Regions from separate parts of the Mus musculus genome. Here region 2 is linked to region 1. The links are chromatin contacts, found by Hi-C in ENCODE. All regions are on one chromosome and are shown on one strand. The core of a region is the stretch at or near the end of the contact, and the rest is flanking DNA. Distances in the headings are between cores, read along the strand shown.

Evidence for each region. A loop is a pair of places that touch in the nucleus more often than their neighbours do.
Region 2: a loop to region 1 is called in a map of T-helper 1 cell, with 4 times the contacts of the local background. The contact joins the promoter of Zfand6 here to the promoter of Abhd17c in region 1. A Hi-C loop is called at or near these places in 2 of 37 maps with a recorded cell type or tissue (T-helper 1 cell and T-helper 2 cell).

Annotation. Positions count from the first base shown.
Region 1 is chr7:84,150,077-84,153,780 of GRCm38, reverse strand. Abhd17c (abhydrolase domain containing 17C) reads left to right here and starts at 1,888. Exons shown (of 3, transcript NM_133722.2): 1 at 1,888-2,499. The coding sequence starts at 1,937. It overlaps LOC117997403 (a long non-coding RNA gene), which reads right to left and starts at 1,641. Exons shown (of 3, transcript NR_169136.1): 1 at 1,410-1,641; 2 at 1,097-1,235. It overlaps Gm39044 (a long non-coding RNA gene), which reads left to right. Exons shown (of 3, transcript XR_869770.2): 3 at 1-95.
Region 2 is chr7:84,688,144-84,691,847 of GRCm38, reverse strand. It overlaps Zfand6 (zinc finger, AN1-type domain 6), which reads left to right and starts at 1,891. Exons shown (of 7, transcript NM_001360578.1): 1 at 1,891-2,102. It overlaps 2610206C17Rik (RIKEN cDNA 2610206C17 gene), which reads right to left and starts at 2,208. Exons shown (of 5, transcript NR_038175.1): 1 at 2,034-2,208.

The DNA of each region.
Region 1 (3,704 bases), core at 639-3,138:
AAATACCACCAAGTGGGGACCCGAGACCATTGCCTAAGGCTACCTATGCCCACCCCCAAAACACATGTAATAATAATAATAATAATATTTAAATGTTCACAAATAGCTGATTTGATTGTTTGCTTATTTAATTGAGACATGGTCTCATTGCCCAGTTTGGCATCAGCTCACTATAAAGTTGGGAATGACCTTGAACTTCTGATCCCCGCCACCATTTTTGAGTTGGTGGCTTGTTTAATTCACATGCAAAACTGTTTTCGGTCTTCTTAGAGTGTCTTGACTGACTATGGCAGAGATGGTCCTATCTTTTGCAGTTCTGGCGACTGACCCAGTAGGTATTGCTTGAAAAACACGACACACGTTGACTTAATACGGGAAACAAGCAGGCAAAATATTAACATGAAACAACTCCCAGAGTCTTTGGGAAAAACTTGGGGTCAGTCACTAAAGCCTGGCTAGGGAAGAGCAGCTTTGCCCATCTAACTTTAAAACAGACTTGGAGAGGCGTTGTGGGCAGGCTTTTGGGGATTCAGTGAAGATACGGCCTTTGAAAACTCAGTCCACAAGGTTACTACTTAAAGTGGTACTGGTAAATCAATTTATATTAGGATGCTCAAAATTCTTTTTGTTTAAAAAATGTTGTAATCCTTCTTGGGACATTTATGAGGTCTGGAATGGTGACTGCCCACTGGGGCTCTGGTTGTATTCATTGCAGGTAGCCTAAAATGACCTCCTACCCCTGAAAGGAAAGCCTGGTGCCAAAGTCCAGAGGAGAGGCTCTGCCAACCGGACACCAGGGTTCACACGGTTTCAGAAGCCCTGAGAGTTATATTTGGAAAATCACTTAAAGCCTATAGCCAAGACAATAGTGGATTAAAATCGTTGTAACATGTCTTTCATGATTAAAAAGTCTGGCGCCAAAACAGTTCTAGAGAAACTAACATCAAAAAGGACAGATATGGAGTATCCAGTTGGCACCACAGGGGATGATGTAAGGGATGGGGGTGAGAGAGGACCGTGTTGACACCATTTGTTGTAAAACCAACAGGCTCTGCTGTAATTGTTATTACAGAAAGACCTGCGTAGCTGTACATACCCAACAGCCGCCTGCAACACGGGAACACGTACGAGATGGACCAGAGCATTTATGGTAGTGGCTGTTCAAGAAGTCTTGAATCTCAGCAAGTGGTGGTAGAGGCTAGAAGCATGTGAGTTCTAAACCAGTGTAGGCTAAACTGTCTCAAACAACCAAAAGAGAAAAAAATAGCATTGATTAGAGGAAAGCAAGGCATTTTTAATGTACTCAATTCTCTTTCTCAATAATTATCTTTTACATAAATTCCCAATAACTCCACCAGGACAGAAAGCTGGTTTTGGAGAACTGAATCCTAAAGTATCTGCACACCTACCTTTTCAATCCAGGATTGTCCCAACCGCTCTAATCTCTTCAGACCCCCGCCCCAATCGCGCTAAGCCCCGCCCCAGACTCCAGAGCCTCGCTTCGGACCGGGGAGTTTGTTCTAACGAGTAGCCCCGCCCAGATGCGCTAACTCCCGCCCAAGAGGCGGGAGCCCCGCCCAGCCCGGGGAGTCCTGCTTCAGACTGGGGCGTCCGTTCCGATGGGTAGCCCCGCCCGCCTGTGGGGGCGCGCGGCGCGGTAACCCGGAAGTGGCAGTAGCGTGCGGGGGCGGGGCGGCGCGCTGGAGCGGGCCATGGCCGCCGCCGCCGCGGGCTTTGTGTGCCGCGCGCGAGCCCCGGCCGTCCGCACCTCGCCGGGGCTGCGGGGCTGCCGCTGACCCGCCCCGCTCGCCGCGCCGCGCCCGCCTGGCCCCGCCCCTGGCCTCTCCGCCTTCTCGGCCGGCCTCCAGTTCTCGGCGCTCTCCCTCTGCGCTCCCTGCGCTTCCCTCCCGCCCGCGGCGGGCGCCAGGCCGCCCCGATGCCCGAGCCCGGCCCCAGGATGAACGGCTTCTCGCTCGGCGAGCTGTGCTGGCTCTTCTGCTGCCCTCCTTGTCCGAGCCGCATCGCCGCCAAGCTGGCCTTCCTGCCGCCCGAACCCACCTACACGGTGCTGGCGCCCGAGCAGCGCGCGCCCGCTCCCGCGGCGACCCCCGCGCCCGCCCCGGCGGCGCAGCCCGCTCCGGCCGAGGAGGGTGCGGGCCCCGGCGCGTGCAGCCTGCACCTGAGCGAGCGCGCCGACTGGCAGTACTCGCAGCGCGAACTGGACGCCGTCGAGGTCTTCTTCTCGCGCACGGCCCGCGACAACCGGCTGGGCTGCATGTTCGTGCGCTGCGCGCCCTCCAGCCGCTACACGCTGCTCTTCTCGCACGGCAACGCCGTGGACTTGGGCCAGATGTGTAGCTTCTACATCGGCCTGGGCTCGCGCATCAACTGCAACATCTTCTCTTACGACTACTCGGGCTATGGTGTGAGCTCCGGCAAGCCCTCCGAAAAGAATCTCTACGCTGACATCGACGCCGCGTGGCAGGCACTGCGCACCCGGTGAGCCCCGAGCCACGGTTGGGGTGCGGGCTTGTGCTCCCGGATTGTTGCATTCGCTCGAGATTGCAACAGCCCTCGGGGATGGAGAGCTCAGACTTAAAGGGTCCTGCCTGCTTTTCACTGGCCCGCGCGGCCTGGAGTCTTTGTGGCTCCGGTTAAACGCACGTGGCCGCTGTGGGGGATGCCAATGTACCGGCCAAACCAACTTGGTTGGGCTTGAGTTGTGTCTTGAGCTACGCGCAGACCCCGAAGGTCTGGTAGAAGTGACCTTGGGGTTTTCAGAGCCCTTGACAGCTGGGGAGAGACGATGACCTCTAAAAGACTTTCCAAGTAGAAAGTGTCCCTGGGGCGATGCCTGTGCAGCCCTTAAGGCTGGGTCGGGTCGGGTGTGGGGAGGACTTTGCCTCCTGGTCCCGCAGAGTATGTGGCACTGGGAGATCAGGAAGTTAGCTGAAGAACCTTCCCTAAACACCACCAGTAGCGCAGAGTGTTATAGGCGTGAGGAAATCTCTTGACCTTGAGTTAGCGTTCATAAAACTGGAAAGTATTTATTCAGGGTCTTTTATATGCTAAGCACAAATTGTTATATTCTGAGGACAGACCAGGTTGGGGGGGGGGGGAACTAACTTAAGTTTTACTCTGAACTTAGACATTTGGTTTGCGGGAAAGTCAAGTGACCTGACCAGTTTTGGTGCTTGTGACCTTCCCATGCAATCCCCATAGCACAGGTGGCAACCGTACCTGAGGTCCTGTGTGTAATGAGCTTGGATTTCGTTAGAGGAATAAGTCCCCAGAATGACAGTAGGCACTGTTCTTTTTAGAGACCTTTGTATCGTTTTTATGAAACGTCTATTTGCTAAGCTAAGTACATGGCCAGTAATAATGACTTTATTTCCATATGTGTTGCACATATGTTCATAAGTTATCCCTTATGCTTCTTGAGAAATGGCTTGTATAACAGAGAAGTACTTAGTATTCACTCTAAGATGCTTGCTCACATTCTTCTGAGGTCTTGGAGGGCTCCTCAATTGGGGTATAGTTTTTGGAGAATGATGTAGGCAGATGAGGCTGGATTCTATCCTGATGGAGTGGCTGAGGATCCACAAGTAGTCACATGCCACCTGCTCCCAAGAACAGGTTTCAGAAGTATTTGTCAGAAGCGGGGAGTGGAGTGCTGGTGTGGGATATGCTTCAGCACTCTGGAG
Region 2 (3,704 bases), core at 642-3,141, 540 kb before region 1:
AGTGAACCCTAAAAGAATTCCAGGCTGGAAAATGATTCCTGACACTTGCAGCATCTTTTAGCTGTCAGGATCCATCCACCCTTCCTTTTCCTTCCCTCCTCATGTCTAAGAAGTTCTTATATGTTACTAAATAAAATAACTACTCGCTTTGACCTTTTAGGCCTGCCATAATTGAACCTCAAACCGTTCCCAGTCTATCTATAGCCTTGTCTCCCCTATTACAGATCATCTTCTTGGGCAAAATCCTCTCGATGTTTTAGCCCATGTTTCTAAGTGTGTGTGTGTGTGTGTGTGTGTGTTGTTGTTGTTGTTGTTGTTGTTGTTTTGGTTTTGGTTTTGTACATAGCCTTGCCTGTCTGGAAACTCACTATGTAGATCAGATGGGCCTTGAACTCACAGAGATCAACCTGCCTCTGCCTCCCTAGTATTGAGTTTAAAGGTGTGAGTCTCCACACCTGGCTTTAAAGATTTATTTTCAAGTGTATGAGTGTTTTGACAGTTGTGAGCCACCACGCAGATGCTGGGAACCCAACCTAAGACCACTACAAGAGCAGTAAGTGCTCTTAACTGCTGAATCATTACTCCAACCTTAAATATAAATTTTGAATGGGTTGAATGTGCCTCAAAAACACCCTTAGGCCCTGGGTAGGGACCTTCTGTTCTGCTCTGGTTTCGAACAGCAGGCTTAGCTTTATTTTATTTGGCCCTGGGTTTCACTACTTAGCTCTGGTCACCCTGGAACTTGCTATATCCACCAGGCTGACCTAGTACTCACAGAGGTATATTTTTCTTTGCCTCTCCATGCTGAAAGTATAAAGGCCTGGGCCACGGTGGCTGGCCAGGCTTAGCTTTGGTGATTTATTTTAGAATATCCTGCCCCAGAAACTTGTCTGTCACCTCACAAGAGCATTGTGTGTTTCTCCCAAGCCCTCTTCAGGAACACTTCCTTTCGTTTTCCATGAAGTCATAAGAATTTTTCAAATGCCACCTTTTCTTCAAAGAATTCTACCTGACCTCCACCATGTCCTCTATTCTGTCTCCTCCTTATTCTACAGGATTACAGAAAGCAGCCCAAACCACACATGGTTAGCCGTATCTCAACCTTGTGACCATGAGCCCCTATTACTGTAAAAATAGGGCAGAAATTTCAGGGAAATAGGTAAAGAGAGCACAGTGACAAAGATAAACATTGTAAAACACCAAAAGGCACAACCCCAAGACTAACAAAATAACATAATTTCAAATAAAGACAGGACTCTAGGCAATCCTGTTTGGGCTGGGGAAATCTCAGGAGAGCTGTCCCCCACTTCTCCCGCACAACCTGTGCAGGGCTGCTGGACTAGAATCTACCGCTTCCGCGAGAAGGTCCAGGGGGCTTCCCGAGTCCAGGCGTGTAGGTGTGTATTACACAAGCGAGCACACACGCCTCAGGTCTCGCTCTCTGTAAATCGTGGTTCAGGACAGGGCAGAGTTCAGACCTGGCACTTTGGGCTGGCCCTCCTGGTCTTCTAGGGGCCTGGGCAACAGAATCTCAATCTATGTCGTCTCTCAAACTACGCAGGTGGAACACCAGCTCTAGACAAGGGTAGTCTATCCCTGGGAGGATGCAGAGCCCGGAGCTACGTCATCAGACACCCCATCCCCTCGCCGTCCCCCAAGTCTGCACCAGAGCCCTCTTGCTCCTGAGGCAACATCAAAAAGCTAACCTAGCCCGCTGACCTGGCCGAGGCAGGGGCGTGGCCGAGAGAAAAGCAGCGCCTCTGTGCCACGCCCCTCAAATGCCTTGACCAATAATAGCACTCTCCGAGATCCGGCCCCGCCCCCACGCCGCCTCCGGCCCGCGGCCCCGCCCGGGCCGGTCATAATTAGGCAGCGGGCTGGGACTGCCGCGTCAGCGCGCGTTGAGAGCCAATCGCGGGCGCTCCCTTGAGGCCGCGTCACAGGCCGAGCAGCCAAACAGAAAAGTTTAATAAACAGCGGACGGAGGGCCGGCGGCGGCGGGCCGGGAGCGAGTGGGGGTTTGGCGGCCTCACCTGTCCTCACTCTCAGCGGCGGCGAGAGGCGGCGGCGGCAGCGCGTCCGGCGGAGAGGGCCGCCGCCAGGTGAGGAGTGCGGGCAGCGGTGGGCGCAGCCTCCGGGCGGCCTGGGAGCCGGAAGCGGCGGGCGGCGCAGCAGGTGGCCTCGCAGTGGCGAGCGGAGGGCGCGGTCCCGGTGGGGCGCGGTCCCGGGCTCCCCGGGCGCGCGCTGAGCTCGGGGTCGGGGTGGGCGCGCCTGGGGCCAGTCCGGAGCAGCTGCCGCACGCCGGGCAGCGTCCTCACGTCCCTTTGGTAGGCTGAGGCTAGAGAAGGCTCAGAGGGAGTCTCCGGGATTCCAAGCTCTCTGCTCCTCTGAGAGCGTTTTCAAGTTTCTCACTGTTGGATGCGTAAACAAGCTACACGGAGTGTGGCGTCTGAAGTCAATCTAACTCTATCAGAACTCAGTGATTTGCCATCATCATCCAGAATTGTCAGGCGTTTGTGGGAACTGGGGCCTTGGGGTCACCTCCAAGCCGTGCATGCTAACTAGCTTGGTAGTCAGCACCTAGTGGTTCCGAAAACCGAAATTAAACGTCACTTTCAAACTATATTCGAAATTTATCCTTTTCCTAATTAAAATGCCACGTAGGCTTTTGAGATTATTTATGAAGTATTTTATGGCAATTGCTGTTTTATGTATTATTTCCAGGCCTGCGGGGACAATTTTTTGGTAAACCATGAACATTTAAATGGAGAAAAGACATTGTCTTAATTTTTCCTTTTTCCTTTTTTTTTTTTTTTTTTTAACATTTAAAAAACACGTAAGCCGGGCGTGGTGGCGCACGCCTTTAATCCCAGCACTTGGGAGGCAGAGGCAGGCGGATTCCAGCCTGTTCTACACAGTGAGTTCCAGGACAGCCAGGGCTACACAGAGAAACCCTGTCTCGGGGTGGGGGTGGGGTGGGGCGGGGAGACAAACATGTAAGAGGGGTAATAGGCACAGATAGGAAAATTTCAGGCTTGATTGCTGTTTTGACTGCAGCCATACTTTCCTGTGTTAATGTCAAAACTCACAATATGAGTTATATCACAAAGTTTTTAAAGTAATGGTCAGTCCTGGGAGAATACACAACACAATGTACTATAAAGAGAGAAAACATAAACTTTCAGACTCCTCACTCCAGAGCCAGAACTAGAACATTACTCAAACTTGTATGTGTTCACGAGTTTCTTATCTGGCCTAACCCAGTTTACTGTTTCTTACTGAGGTAAATAAACATTCTAGACTCGGTGGATTTGCTCATTCTCTAGCCTTTTAAAAATTAGTTTTGTCACACACTAATCTCTTCAAACAGTGTCACTTTAGGTTCCTTGCCCTTTGAACTTTGGACAGATAGTGTATGGTTGTGGTTCATCCATTTCATTGTTTCTTAATGCTGTGTTCCTCCCTTCACCCCAGTGTTTCGATGGTGTTTCTTGTTTTGCTTCTAACAAGTGTACTCTGGGAACTTTTCTTCTTGCAGCTGTTGTTGCCCAAGTTGCCTGTCGAAAAGTAAATACTGTAGATCGTGGTAGAAAGTTGTAGGCAATCAGTAATAAAATAGAGATGAAAACGTTACGATTCTGCTTCCTTCCTTTAATCAGGAAGACTCACTGTTCTTGTGACTGGTTCCTAGTTGCTATGTTTGC